Linked DNA regions of Mus musculus: region 1 is linked to region 2. The links are chromatin loops, found by intact Hi-C in ENCODE. Cell type or tissue: heart. All regions are shown on one strand. Each heading gives the region's core, and the rest is flanking DNA. Links, peaks and the distances in the headings are about the cores only.

Evidence for each region. Peaks named below come from ENCODE experiments on the same cell type or tissue, not always from the same donor. Only the 100,000 strongest peaks of a DNase experiment are listed, where the experiment ranks them.
Region 1: it touches region 2 in a loop (2.6-fold over the local background); 1 of 42 quality-filtered maps calls a loop at or near these places.

What each region holds. Positions count from the first base shown.
Region 1 is chr3:37,699,792-37,710,751 of GRCm38, forward strand. No RefSeq gene overlaps it. Among named protein-coding and RNA genes, the nearest start is that of Gm42211, 10 kb to the left of the region's middle. In heart, for the core only: a CTCF peak has its summit at 7,116 (motif pointing left); a DNase peak (open chromatin) is centred at 6,900; H3K27ac peaks cover 363 bases; H3K27me3 peaks cover 856 bases.
Region 2 is chr3:37,638,667-37,642,666 of GRCm38, forward strand. Spry1 (sprouty RTK signaling antagonist 1) reads left to right here and starts at 1,281. Exons shown (of 3, transcript NM_011896.3): 1 at 1,281-1,439; 2 at 1,854-2,142; 3 at 3,889-4,000. The coding sequence starts at 3,944. In heart, for the core only: CTCF peaks have their summits at 1,118 and 2,311; DNase peaks (open chromatin) are centred at 1,185, 1,975, 2,315 and 3,785; H3K4me3 peaks cover 2,986 bases; H3K27ac peaks cover 1,664 bases; H3K27me3 peaks cover 252 bases.

The sequences.
Region 1 (10,960 bases), core at 5,577-9,576, 67 kb after region 2:
CACGGGGTTCATCTTCTAGTCTAGATCCTAGAAGAGTCAAGACACAGGGTTTTATAGGGAGGTTGGGATGTGGTTCGTAGTCCGTATTAACAGTTTTGAAGGAGCCATCAATGTCCTGACAGCTTTCTGCATCAGATGAGAGGATGGGTGAGAGTCAGGTAGGTGGGGGGCAAGGATGAGAGTTGGGTGGGTATGGCATAGGTGAGAGTCCACAGGTGAGAGTCGGGTGGCTACAGTGGCTGTGGGTGACTTCCTGTTAGTGATGAGGAGTTTTATAGGAGGAGTAGAGCTTTCCAGAAAGTATTAGTAATTATGATATGAAAACAGAAAGCAGATGTGCTGGTTGTTGTAGCAGGAAGGGAAGGAATGATGTGTTTATAGAACTAAGAACCAATGGCGCGCCTTTTCCATCCTTCCAGGGGCACAGCAACAGCATAGCCAAGAACAACAGAGTGGGAAGCAGAAAAATGAACAGCAGCTTCTCTTAATTTTCATCCATATTAAAATCCTCTGTTCTTAGATTTTTGAAATAAAAACAACAGCGGGAATGTAGCTGTGGGCTAAAACTGGGGCAATTGAGACACATTTTTTTCTGAAAACAAGATTAAACTTTTTTCTCAGGTTCATATACACAATTTGAAGCACTAATGATGATCATTAATTGAAATTCTTTTATCAATGATTCTAAGAACCTACAAATAAGAACTCTAATTTCCTGATAACAATGGACCCCAAAGAAACAGTAAGATGGCAGCTGATTTGGGTGGAAGTTCATATCTGCTCCATGTGAACTTTAGAGTTGGGGAACCAAAGTGGGAAGCCAGAATGGGAAAAATGAGAGCTGGCAGAACTTGCTCGCATCCCAGAAGGCTGAGTCTCTTCTGTTTCAGTCTTTCTGGGATTGAAAACACACACTGGTTATCAAATGGGAAACTAACTGTACACTATCTTAGTGGAGTTTTGCTCTTACCTGTCTGTGGCTGTTGTTTATTTTGATGCCCTTTCTTCCCATGAGAACAGGCCTTTCGTTCTTTACTGACGTTTAGGTTTATTAGGCTTCTCCATGGGTGTGAAAGGAGTTTGAAAAACCAATTCTAGAGTGCTATGCACCTTTTACTTAAGATCAAGGCTTAAGCAATCTGGAGGATTGGTGCCCAAGGGAGTGTGGGACCTTCCTGTCATGGAGCTCAAGGTGTAATGCTGTTCCCAGCTAGCCATCCTCTATAACAGGAAAAAGTCGTACATTTTCCTGATCAAAGTTTTACATGACATAGAACCTTTAGAAAGGAAGACTCGTAGCTGGATGTGATGACACATATCTGTAATCGCAGCATTTGGGTAGCCAAGGCAGGAGGATTGCTGTGAATTCCAGGCCAGACTGGAATTCACAGCAATCCTGGAATTCACAGAGTTACATAGTGAGACTCTGATTCGAAAACAAAGAGGGGAAAGAAAACTTGTCACTTGCCATGGAGAGATCCAAAAGCCTGGGGAATAAAAACTTTCAATTCCCAGCGAAGCAGACTGGCTTCCTCAGAGGGGGCCACTGGCAATGACAGCCCTGGACTAGAGAGGAGACTAGAACTATCAGCTCCTGAGACTCCTAGCCAGAGGAGGTGACAAGGCCAGAATAGAGTTGGTTTCCAAAAATTCTTCAAGGTCTCACCAAATATAATGAAACTAACTTAGCAACTGTACTAATATTTGTAAGTTTGTTTTGCCTTCTGTCTTTGTTACTGTTCTAGTGCTGCCAAGAGACACCATGATCAAAGAAATTCTTATAAAAGAAAGCATTTAACTGGGTTGGTTTACAGTTCCAGAGGCTTAGTCTATTATCACTGTGGTTGGGAGCATGGCAGCAGGCATGTTGCTAGAGATGGAGCTGAGAGCTAAATCCTGATCTGCAAGCAGAGGTGGTGGTGGTGGCTGGCATGGACTTTTGAAACCTCAAAGCCAGTGAGAAACTTCCTCCAACAGGGTTACACCTACTTCAACAAGGCCACACCTCCTAGTCTTTCTAATCCTTCTCAAACAGTGCCACTCCCCAATGACTAGACATTCAAATGGGGCTGTTCTTACTCAAACTACCACACCTTCTAAATTAAATTTGGTGACAAAATTCTGAAGTCACAAATCCTGAGAGGGTCAGGAGGCAGTTCAGAGGAAAGTACCATTTTGGCAGAGTTTGGGTTTTGTTTGAACTGGGGCCTGTGAGTTCACTCGTAGGTAACAACAGTGCTCATTCTTCCAACCAGGGAGACAGGATGGGGATACATGCTTCAGGTGAAGAATTTCCAGAGTGTTCCTGAGGCCAGTGTGTTCCGTGGAACCAATCTGAGATAAGCTTCCAGGAAGGAGGGCAGAGTTGCCATGGGATGGGCCATTTTGTGCTCTCACAGTGGTTAGGGTGCAGGTTTGGCCATCTGGGATATGAGGTTTTTGGATTTGTCTTACAGCTTCTGTAGAATGTGATCTCTGAGCAGGAAGTATTAGCCTGGGTGTCATTTTAGCTGCTTGCATTTGTCCAAGATGAACATAAGTATGGTGATCCTCTATTCTAGAAGAAAATTTATTCAGGAGTGCCCAACTGAGTTTCTATTCAGGTCAGCAAGGTTCTCCTACTCCACATTTCCCAAAGATACCACAAACCCGAAGTCCCAGTAGCCACCTCCCAAAGATTTCTACTGGGTCTTGCCAGGCTGCAATATGTTGAAAGAATTAATGGCTTCTCAGAAAGTCCTTTTAGAGGCCACAATGGAAGAAACTCCTCGCTTTTTTTTTTTTCTGCCCTTTGGACCTTTCCTTCATTTACTACTCATTCAGTTTGTGGTGTGTGTGTGTGTGTGTGTGTGTGTGTGTACAAGTGTGCTGCTGTGAGTAGGGAGCACTGTTTACCTTGTGTTTTTGAGACAGACTCAGTCACTGTGACCTGAGGCTTGCCAAGTAGCCTAGGCTAGTCAGTCAATGAGTCTCAGGTGTCCTTCTGCCTCTGTCCTCCCAGTCTGGCCTCACAAGCGTGCCCACCACACCCAGAATTTTACATGGGTTCTGGGGACCCAGCTCAATCCTCCCAAGTCTTGTTCTTTATTTTCTCCGAGCCTAGAACATCTCAGAACGTGGTGGGTGCTCATATAAACTTATATTCAAGTGAACCTAATACAGAAATGACATTATTTATGAGTTGGTAGTGAGTCACAGAAACAAGGGTGGTGAATTAATTTTTTCTCATAGATGTCCTCCAAGCTTCCCAACTTTCCCATATCTCACTCAGGTTCTTCTCTCCTCTGTGTTTCCCTTCCCGTGGTGATTTGAATGAGATGCCTTCCATAGTCTGGGAAACTTGAACACTTGGTTGTCAGCTGGTGGCTCTATTTGGGAGACTCTATTTTAGGAGTCGTGGCCTTGTTGAAGGAAGTCTGTCCGTCCGTCTGTGGGGCAGGCTTTAAGGGTTTAAAAGCTACATCCACCCCCAGTTTGTCCCTCCCTGCTTCCTGCTGGCTCTTTGTGAACTCTTGCTTGCTGCTCCATACCTGCCTGCTGCCACAGTTCACCACCATGGTGGTGATGGACTCTTTTCTCTCTGTGACCATAAGCCCAAAAAAAAAAACTTTCTTCTGTGAGTTGCTTCGGTCATGGTGCTTTATCACAGCAATAGAAAAGTAACCGATGCACTTCCTTTCCCTCCACCCCTGCTCTGCCTTTCTCCTCCTGCTGCTGAATTCTCTTTGCTGATGCTGAGTGATGTCAGCGATAGGTTATTTTTCCACAGGTGAAAGGAGCCAATTCAATCCAGATTAGAATATATCAAAGACAGGTTTATTGGGAAGCTGCTCTCGGGTGAGCAAGTTCAATGGCCCCAAGGACCATTGAAGGGAAGTTGCCCTTGGAAGAGAGGTGGGGTGAGGGGAAGAGAGAAAAAGGGTGCTGGCATAGAGAGAGAGAGAGAAGAGAAGGAGAGAAGGAGGAGGAGGAAGAAGAAGGTGGGTCTGGATTATATAGGGAGGAACCTCTGGGGGAAGGGCAGCTCAGCTCCTGGGCTGGAAAATGCAGGGTTGGGGGCAGGATGTGCCAGGTAGGGACTGAGGGATGCTGGGAGAACCTGGAAGCCAGGTCTATTTTGATGTAAAATATGCACCTCAGTACCTAGTCCAGGGGTCTGAAACCCAACCGTTGGAGTGGTTAAGGTGCTCGGCCACTGACTCCTGCCCTTTATCCTTGTCTATCTTGTGTAAGCTTCTTTGCCTCCCAGAGCATCTTCTGGTATCTTGCCCTTCTCTGTTCAGAACTTCTTCCACATGGGTGTGAAGTGAGCTCTGAACCGCGTCTTTCACGAACTTCTTTTAACAGTAACGCTTTGGGGCACCCACAGGTGTGAATCATGGGGACAAGGGGTTGGAGAGGAAGCCTCATTCCAGCTCATTCCAGCTAAGAGCCCAGAAGTTCAGCACACCTAGAGCCCTTTCTCACTCCTCAGCTCTAAACCTCTATTTTTCTAGGATTCCTGCTGCCCCCCAGAACCCCCATTTGTACTACAGATGTGAAGAGTAAAAGGGGGCAACGTTTCTTTTTTTCCCTTCTTGGTATTTCTTAGCCTTTTTGTTTGTTTGTTTGTTTGTTTGTTTGTTTTTGTTTTTTGGTTTGGTTTGGTTTTTCAAGACAGGGTTTCTCTGTATAGCCCTGGCTGTCCTGGAACTCACTTTGTAGACCAGGCTGGCCTGGAACTCAGAAATCCACCTGTCTCTGCCTCCCGAGTGCTGGGATTAAAGGCGTGCACCACCACGCCCGGCTTTCTTAGCCTTTTTTATTTTTCATATTGAGAACTGTCTGTTCAGATCCCTAGCATATTTTTTAAAGAATTGAAAATAGATATTTCTCTCATACAGTGCATCCTGACCACAATTTCCCTTCCCTTTACTGCTCCCAACTCTCCACACCCCCATCTCCCTCTCTCCTGGATTGGATCCATTCACATCAGAAAAGAGCTGGTTTCCAAGAAACAACAATCAAATTCAACAAAACAAAAGGCAAAAGCTGTCATTGTGAGGGGGGACAGTAGGAGGGAAAGAATTCCAAGAGGAGGCAAAAGAGTCAGAGATACTGCTCCCACTGTCAGGAGTCCCACAGAAATGGACACCAAGCTAACAGCCAAAACAAGTAGGCAGAGAGAGGACCTGGCGCCGCCCCAGCCACGCAGGCCCCGCCCCAGCCACGCAAGCCCCGCCCCAGCCACGCAAGCCCCGCCCCAGCCACGCAAGCCGGGTACTTGCCACTTCAGAGTCTGTGAGCTCACGTGAGTCCTGCTTAGTTGATTCAGTGAGCTGGGTTCTCCTGCGTTGTCCATCCTCTCTGACACTTAGAACGTTTCCTCTTCCTCTTCCTCAGGGATCCTGGAGATCTAAGAGGAGGGACCTGGGGCAAAGCTTCTTAGCAAGCTTGGAGAGTAATTTGAGAGCCACCAAAGCGGTATTGCTGCCCAGTGCTGAGATCTGTAACTGCAGCTCTATCTTCAAGAAGCCCACACCCCTAATCTCAGTGTTTCTTCTTTTCCTGAGCCCTTTCTTTGTGTTTTTAACAAATTCCAACTCTGCTTCATATGGAGTTGTCCTGAAATTCTTTTCTATGCAGGAGCTATGGGTCTGGTTTTGTCTGAGTCCAGGGTCTCTGGCCCTGCGGCCACAGACAGTTCCAGTTCTGTGGAACAACAAGGCCCCTTGGCTTCTGTGTAGACTTCTAGCCTGCCACGCGGCTCTCCTGACTCCGCAGACCTCCTAGGCATATCTGGGAAAAGTTATCCTCTGACTTAAGTGCTGTCTTACAAATTGCCTGCTTCCTTGTCTTATCAGCTCAGTGTGAACTTCCTTCCTGGTCTGTCCAGATGTTTGTCATTCCTGCCTCGGTGCCTTTCTCTCCTGTGATACTTAAGAAGAGGCAGGGGGCCTCTTATTTCAGCTTACCTTCAAGTTGTTTTGAATTAACCCACAGGTCCGTTTACAGATCACCTCACTCTGAGGATCAGGTGTGGGTCTGAATAACTTCTTGTTTGCCAAGATTTATCCAGCACCATTTTAACAAACCCTTTGCTGTGTGAGGAGTTTGTTCTTCCATGTATTAGGTTTTTAGAAATAGTTGACCATGACTTCTATTTTCCATTTAATCTGCCTGTGCCTATACTAGTAACTCTTGTCAGACATGTTTTCCATAGAATGTTCTTTGGGCTTTGTTCATATTTATTTAAACACACACACACACACACACACACACACACACACACACACACACACACACATTTTGCTATTGAAATGTTTTGTTGCTTTTGAATAGAAAACCCCAGTTAAAAGAAACATTCTAACTTTGTATGTCTGTGTGTGTGTGTGTGTGTGTAGACACATACATGTGCACATCTATACTTTGTGTGTGTAGAGGGTAGAGGTGTCTCATCCACAGCAACTCTACCCACCTCTTTTGAAACAGGGTCTCTCACTGGCCTGGAGCTCACAATTGAACTAGCCAGGAAGCCCTGAGTGCTGGGATCACAAGCATACACCACCACACTCTGGCATTGTAAAGTCAGTTTCTGGGAATTGAAATCAGGTCCTCAGGATTGCAAGGCAAACACTTTATCAAAGGAGCTAACTCCCAGCCCCCAGTGTTTCTGATTTTAAAGTTCTTATCACAGGACTGGCTAGTTGCTGCCAGATGCTTTAAGAGCCTCTGGTAACACTGAAGGCAACTTGTCATAGAATGACACTACATGAGAGCAATGTGTCAAAGTCCATCCATCTACTTCCTCATGACTGATGCTCCTTGGGCCAGCATCAGCCCATCTCCCATTCAGCCAGTCTGTCCTCCAACAGCCTACTCTACGGCACACTAACTGCTGAGGTGGACACATGCAGCGTCTTACCTGGCTCGTTCCCAAAGCCTACTTCCTGTCATTCAGCAGTCATATTTCAAAACAAATTAACTCTTTTTTTTTTTTTGGTAGGGATAAAAAGCAGGGACTGGTGAGATGGCTCAGCGGGTAAGAGCACTGACTGCTCTTCCAAAGGCCCTGAGTTCAAATCTCAGCAACCACATGGTGGCTCACAACCATCTGTAGTGAGATATGATGCCCTCTTCTGGTGTGTTTGAAGACAGCTACAGTGTACTTACATATAATAATAAATAAAATCTTTAAAAAAAAAAACAAACAAAAAAGCAGCTGCCTGGTGGCCCACTTTCATGGATTCCTCTTCTAATTCATTGGTTCTCAACCTTCCTAAGGCCTCAAATCAGGATTGAGGACAGAGGTGAGAAGGGAGCCTCAGACTCAGAGGTCAGGCTATAATAACTTATTTATTCACAAATAGTAATAAATAGCGAGGTGGAATTGCATTTATTCACACCACACACACACACACACACACACACACACACACACACACACACACACACACACACTTCACTAACTTCCGGTCTGGCCCTATATAGTAGTCTGGCTTGATAGCAGTGCATCAGGTAAGGATTGCGAAGTCTCCGGTCCATGGTGCGAGCTCCTCTAGTTCGACAGTGGACATTTGGGTCGATGGACTGGATGTCTCTCTCTCAGCACGATGGCGTCTCTGTGGGACTCCGGAAGTGAGTGAGTTGCAGTGGCCAGACCCGGGTATTTAAGCTACTTTTAGCCAATCATAATTAAGGTGTTCACACATTCCTTCACCAGGCATTGACCTTACTTCATCATTATCAGATTCGCACACACTCTAGGCTTGGTTTCCATGGTTACATTCATCCATGGTATGATGTTTACATCGTGTTCCTTGCAGCTGCAACCCTTTAATACAGCTCCTCATGTTGTGGTGACCCCCAACCATAAAATTATCTTTCTCGCTACTTCATAACTCTAATCTTCTACTGTTATATCTGATACACAGAATATCTGATATGTGACCCCTCTGAAAAGGTCCTTTGCTCCCTGAAGAGGGTCTGAACCCCCAGGTTGAGAACCTCTCTACAGAGAAATACATCTTTCGCTGGGTTTGTCTAAGACTGTGTTTTGTGAGACCATCCTACGTTTTTCACAACCCTCTGGAGCATGTTGTACCATTAACCACCTGCATTTACCGAACACAAGATGCCGCATGCTTCCTGAAACTCACACCATGCAGGGAGGCCTGTCCTTGGACTCATGCTGGTGTTCCCTGTACCATCTGCCTCTTCTAGCTCTTATTTGGAGTTGCATGTTGGGCAGTGGACTGTGCCAGGAAACGTGGTATGGTTGAGTGGGTTGGAAGCCCTGGAACTTCATACCAGAGGATGGCAGGAGTTTCACTTGCTTCCGACCAGGACCCTGTCACATGACCACAGCATGCCATGGAAAGGATCATGACAATCACATAGGAGCTGTGCCCCAAGTCCCTTTACATGCAGATGAGGCATCCCTAACATCATAGACCAAGCAAATAGAAAGCATCTGCTGCCAGACTCCAACCCACCCCAAAAACATATATGAGACCCTATCCAGAAGAATGGATATCCAGAAGAATGGTGTGAGAGTTACTCCATCACTGAGAGCTTCTGTCACAGAAGAGCTGTAACACTTCCTGGGAAAGAGGGTTCTCTCCTGAAGGCTGCTAGAAGCTGCCTGGACCCACCTCAGTCACTTGCCATCAGGTGGCCCAGACCTTGGTGGTTCAGTCCCAGCAGTGGGAGCAGTGGTGGTGGTTGCCCTTCCCTCTCCCTGCTTGTGTGGCCAGCCTGCCTGCTGTGTAGCAATGTCTTGCTGTAGCAGCTGCCACAGATGAGAACCTCGATCCAACTCCCTTCTTCCCTTTGCTTAAATGCTACCAATGGCCAGAGCCCCCACAGATCTCCAAGGCTAGTGTCCGGTATACAGACAGGCAGTTGCAGGGTGAAACCCACAGCTATTTTGCTTCTTATTTTGCTTATGTTAAAACCATAGTGCCCTTTTTGACTGGGAATAGAGTCCAGTGTTTCTAACTTAAGCAAAAGTATTTGTGCACTCCTGGGGAAGGCTTACTTCCCTCTGCGGCCCTATGGTTAGAACAGGAGACTTGATTAGGGGTAGTTTTCTCTTCTGAGTCCATCCCTGCTTCCCCAGGAGTGGTTAATTTTTGACTAGGCCTAGCATACTCAATCTTTTCTCTAGTAGTTTGTCCTTTGGGTGACACATTTAAGAAGCAATTGCCTAAACTCAGACCACAAAGATTTATTCTTGCATTTCAACTCCCCCCACCCCTGGGTTTATAGTTTGGGGGGGGGTCTTCATTTACTACCTGTAGCTCCAATTGCAGGGACCTGGTGTTCTCTTCCTGGCCTCTGTGGGAACCCACACATGTATGATGACATATGCACATATACATAAAAGGAGAATTTATAGTTTTCAAATTTTCATGTAGGTCTTTGATCCACTTTAATTTCGTCTGGTCTGACTGGAAAGGGACATTACAAATTTCTGTTTGGCCCCCGCCTTTCTTCCATTTCTCCTTGTTTCTCTTTTCTGCCTTCTGTCCTGGAAGTTCTATTTCTTCTTTAGTTTGAGGCAAGGTTTTACTGTGTGGCCCTTGCTGGCCTAGGAGTCATGATCTAGACTAACTTGACCTCAAATTCACACACACCTATCTGCCTCCCAAGAGAGGTGGCATTGAAGGTGTGGCCACCATGCTTGGCCTAACCAGAAGCTCTGTTTGAATGTCAACATTCAATTCATAAGAAGATGCTGAAGCACCCTCCCTGCACATCATATGGAAAACACAGGCCCATATTCAGTGTGGAGAACACACCATGGTTGTTTTTTTTCCTTGATTAGTGGCAGAGTCTAGTTGAGCTCGTTGGTCATCGTTATGTAGGTTACATTGAAGAGCAGGGGGCTGGGTGACCAGTCGAGACTCTGTGGTGGCCAAAACTCCACGTCCTATTAGTTCTGTTCTGCTTGGACGCTGTGCAGAATACAATGCTGTTTTGCAGGCAAGTAGGATCCCCCGGTATGCAGCTATAAACAGCCGAGAGCCAATGGGCAGGAAAATCAGGCTGAGCGCTAAGCCTGTACTTAAGAGGGGACTCTTCCAGTGAAGGGCTACTGCTGAGGCTGCGGAATCCCATTGTGTGCTGTTGTCCCGGGAAGAGAGAAAACAGACATTGTTGCGTTTCTGTCATAATGAGTGTGCTTACTTTACTCCTGGCCACAACAATGGACTGTGGGGATGTGACTCAATCTGCCACACAAGAGAAATCCTGAAAAAGCCAGGTGTGGGGATCCGGCAGAGGTTCTTTGTGTTGATTTCCAGTCAAAGTGACAAAAGCTAATTCAAATCTTCTGTAAATTGTCAAAAGAAGAGTGGCCCGTTTGGCAGCTTTTGGGCAGGCATGTCCTTCCTGAGGTGTGTGGGCTCTGAATATCCACAGAGCAGCCTCATCCAGGAGCCACTGGGGCTGTATAACCATGGCACAAAGAACCATGCACATTTTCCGCCCATGGATCCACATGAGGGGACATTTTGACTAAAATGACTTTCAGAAGCTGCGGTCAGGAAGGACAATGGAGCCATAAAGTGTCTGAGCTAGGTCCATGTGTTTTGATCCACAGTTATCGTCTTAGTTAAGGACTTGCTGCTGTGAAGAGACACCGTGACCAAGGCAACTCTTATGAGAATAACATTTCATTGGGGCTGGCTTACAGATTCAGAGGTTCAATCCATTATCATCGTGGTGGGAGCATGGAAGCTTCCAGGCAGGGATAGTGCAGGAGGAGCTGAGAGTTCTACATCTTCATCCAAAGGAAGCCAGGAGCAGATTGTCTCCCTCATGGCTAAGAGGAGATCCTAAAAATCCACCCCCAGAGTGACACACTTCCTCCAAGAAGCCATACCTACTCCAACAAGGTCACACCTAATAATGCCACTCCCTTGGCCAAGTGTATTGAAACCTCCATAGTCATTAAAGTAATAGTTGTTCATTGGCA
Region 2 (4,000 bases), core at 1-4,000:
GCTCCTACATCTGTGAAAAATAGACAAGACACAAAAGCCCCACCAACTCTACATTTGAAAATATGACTTTAACACATCCCCTTGCATGAAGGGTGAACAAACAGCTTCTTGGCTTTTAATACGTTCTATTACCTTCTAGTGCACTTTCTTACTGCTGATCTTCTTCATAGGGAGTGTCCTGGGTTCCTTGCATGTAATTCCACACATAACCGTGAATTCTAAAAACATTCAAAAGCTTGCAAATGCATTATGCCAACAACAACAAAAACTTTATAAAAACTCACTGCAATTGTTAAGACTTAAAAAAAAAATTACTTTGAACCCAAAATATCCTAACTCACATTCACAGGTGATTTAGATCATGGAGTTTTTGTTTATCAAATACCATTCCTGATAAAATTCCCTGGAAAAATATTTTCTATCAATATTTTGGGGGTCTTAGGTTATTTTTAAAACTCTATGGAATTTTTAATTCCACATACAGCCCTTTTCACTACATCCTGAGCTATAGCGTCCATATAATAAATAACCAAATTCCATAGTATGTAAAGACGCAAAAAGCATTCCCAGCTTACTAAAGTCCCCCACCCCGTGACAGACATATGGCTAAAGCTAAAACTTCCTGATGAGTTATGCTTATTTTATTTCATTTAAAATGCATTGGTGTTTTGGACAAAATTATACAAACATTACAAAGCAGGAAGAACTTGGGCCCCGTTTTCTCCCCTTCCCCTCCCCCCGTGTAATTTTAGGGATCGTATCACAAACCAAATGGAGCAATCACTAAAACCCCACAGCAGGAAATCCCACCCTTTAGTGTGTAATTATATTACATTTGCAAAAATGACTGTTCTTTCTGAAACTTTCATATTTCGCATGATCTGAACTTTGCACTTTTCCCTTTATCTGGGGGCACGGTGTCATGGTGTACACATTTTTTTTTCCGTTGTTGTTGGTGGTTTGTTATTGTTTTTTAAATGTTCTTCACAACTCTTTTTAAACTCAACTCTAAGGGTGGCTGCACCAGTCCCCTTAAATTGGAGGCTGACAGCTCACGACTGACAGGGGCCCTGGAATGCCCGCTCCTCCCCAGTTGCGCTCGCAGGACTCCTGCAGGCAATCGACTTTTGTTAGAGCGTCCTCGAGTCCACATCCACGATCGCTGAAATCCTGCTCCGGGTTTTCGTGCAGCCCGCGTGATTGACACATGATATCACCGGGGGCGGGTCCCGGCGTGGAGGTGGAGGTGGCGGCGACGCTGAAATGCTGCGGAGCCCGCGCGCGAGTGCTCAGCACGCAGGGGTTTGCGGCGGCCCCGCAGCCAGAGCTCTGCGGGCTAAGGAGCGGCTGCGAGCGGCGTGCATGTGCCGGGAGGGCCGGCCCCAGGCTCTGCACTAGGTAAGAGCCTTCCCCTCCCGCCGAGGACCTGGCAAGATCAGGTGAGAATGGTGCTTTATTTTATTTTATTTTCGAGGAGCTGGACGTTTTCGGAGCTGGCTCTAGCTCTGTGCCCGGCGCTTTGCGGTCGGCCCTGCAGCGAGTTCCGTAGCCAGGCAGCGAGTTACGCGTGTGCGAACGCGGGCTGGCACCGCCGCGCACCCGCGTGTCTGTGCGCATTGTTGGGGACCGACCCGCCGGGCGCTCGTGCCAGACCTGACTTTTCCCGTCCCTGCGTGCGGGCTTGCCTCGCGCAGACGCGTCTCTCGGACGCGCTTTGGACTGCGGGGCATTCCGTGGGGGCAAAACGTGCACGGCCGTGTGTGTCCGGGGCTCGTGGCTGTCCATCTCGGCGAGCAGGACAGCGTCCCGGGCTGGCAAGGGACTCACGTGTTTCTGTCTCTGCTCGTCTGCAGCCGGCGTGGCGACTGCGGGGACGCGGACCTGCGGGGACCCGAGAGCCCGGGACGACGCCGGGCCGCGCGCCTGACGACCGGGACGGGACGGTGCTGTGGAGCGGGCGCCGCGCGCACCCGGCGGATGTCCCCGAGCCGCCCTCGGCCGCCGCCAACCGCGGAGAAGCGCCCCTGCCCGGGGGCCGCCGAGGCCGCAGCGCGGGCCATGCGCGCCCGGCCGCCCCGCCGCGCTTGATGCGGCGCGCGCTCCGCCCGCTCGGCGCCCCCGGCCGGCGCCGCGGAGGCCGAGGTGAGTGCGGGCGGCAGGTGCGGGCCGGGGCGGGCCGGGCGGTCCTGGCGGTCCTCGCGCAGCCCGTGCCAAGCGCGCGGCACCCGATGGCGCTGGGGACCCAGCGCCCGCCTGTGCTCGGAGCGCAGTGCCGCGGGACGCGGGGAGAGGGCGCTGCCTCCTCCCGCCCGCGAGCTGTTTTCATTCATAACTTTATCCGGCCGGACCTGCCGCGGCTCGGTGCCCCTGAGGTCTCGGCGTGGGGCCCAAGCGCCCGACGGTGCTACCCACACTGCTGTCCGCGGGTGCGCACCGGCTTCGCTCTGGACAGTTGCGGGGTGCCTAGGTGCTCCGCCTGAGCGAACTTGCTTGGGAATGCCCTGTAAAATGCAAATTAAAGCCGTGCCTAGGGGTTTCATAACTCAAACAAGCCGTGCCCACGTCTTCCTTTCTTGTGGATGAGACTTGGCATATTTAAAGTCTTCGTTATGGAGTTTTAAATTTTTAAAAAATAGATATGGCACAGGAGCAAGGATGGGCAGTTTTCTAGTGTCGTTTAGGGCTTCGGCACCACAACATGCTGTTATGGCCGTGCATCTCATGTGCGGAGAAGGTAGTTATAAGCTTAGAGGGGCCTCCAAAAAGCTAACACATATGTAGTCTGGGGACATTAGTTAGCATCCATAGTAAACCGACGTATTTGTTTTGATTTTCTTTGGATGCCAGAAAAGTGCAAAGGGGTGCCTTCTTGAATTAAGGTGCATCTGTGAGTTCGGAAGGCATTTGTGTAAAAAAATATCTTAGATACCTATTGCCCAGAAACAGAATCGAAAGAGTTTGGTCTGTCTCAGGAAGAATACGTTATAAATTGGAAGCTATTTCCTTTTGACATGGAAGTTGTGTTTGTTGTCTATCAGTGTATTTATTTTACTACAAAAAGCAGGTCAATTCAGGGCTTGTGAAAATCAAGGTCTGTCGTGCTAATAAATGAAGGGAATTAAATATAATGTAAAAAGACCAGGGCTCCTCTCCCTGCTTTAAAGGGCTGACACTTGTGCATAAGTTATCCTCGTTGTGTGGGGGAGCCTTGATTAACCTTTAAGGAAAGCTAAGTCCACACCGTCCGGGTTGTGTTCTTTGTGGCAGAGCACTCTTCATTCTTTGTAGCTTCCTTTGCTCGTCTCACAGATCTGTGTGATGAGCTAGCTTCAGACCCGGACTTCTGCTGAAAATGGCCTTTTGAGATTCCGAGTGAGCTTGGAATAGCCGGTGTTTTGGAAATTGCCTTGATTAATTTTCTCATTAATCTAAAGCTCGTAACAGCATATAAATGGCCGAGAGGCCACAGCACTAAAGCCATTCTTAATCTTTAAAAAGTAGCTGACATTTTCCTTACGTGAACTGCCAGTGAACTGACAGTGAACTCTGAGAACAGTTCCAGGGCTCACACTGAATTGCTCTTTCGAAGGCATATTTCATTTTAATTATTTGTTAGGTTTGCAAACAGGAAGACACGACTTCCTCTGCTTCTTAGAAGCTGGAGAGCAACTTCTAATTTTTAAGGCATGAGGTCTTTGCTGTCTTCCTGTGATATGGTCCTCTGCAATCTTTTTTTTGGAGTTGGACTCTGGCCAGGCTTCGGCATCATTGAAATCAGCCGATGAAGGGGATCATTACCAGGTGGCTTGGGGAATTTGTTACTTGACAGCAGCCCTTCTCCCCCAAATCCGCTTTCTGTCGCTTATTTTCTCTCTCACTCTTCTTTAGGATTTCAGATGCATGGCAGATTTCCGCTGACTGCTGGAACTGGAGATCACTCCACATGGATTCCCCAAGTCAGCATGGCAGCCACACTTCGCTAGTGGTGATTCAGCCACCG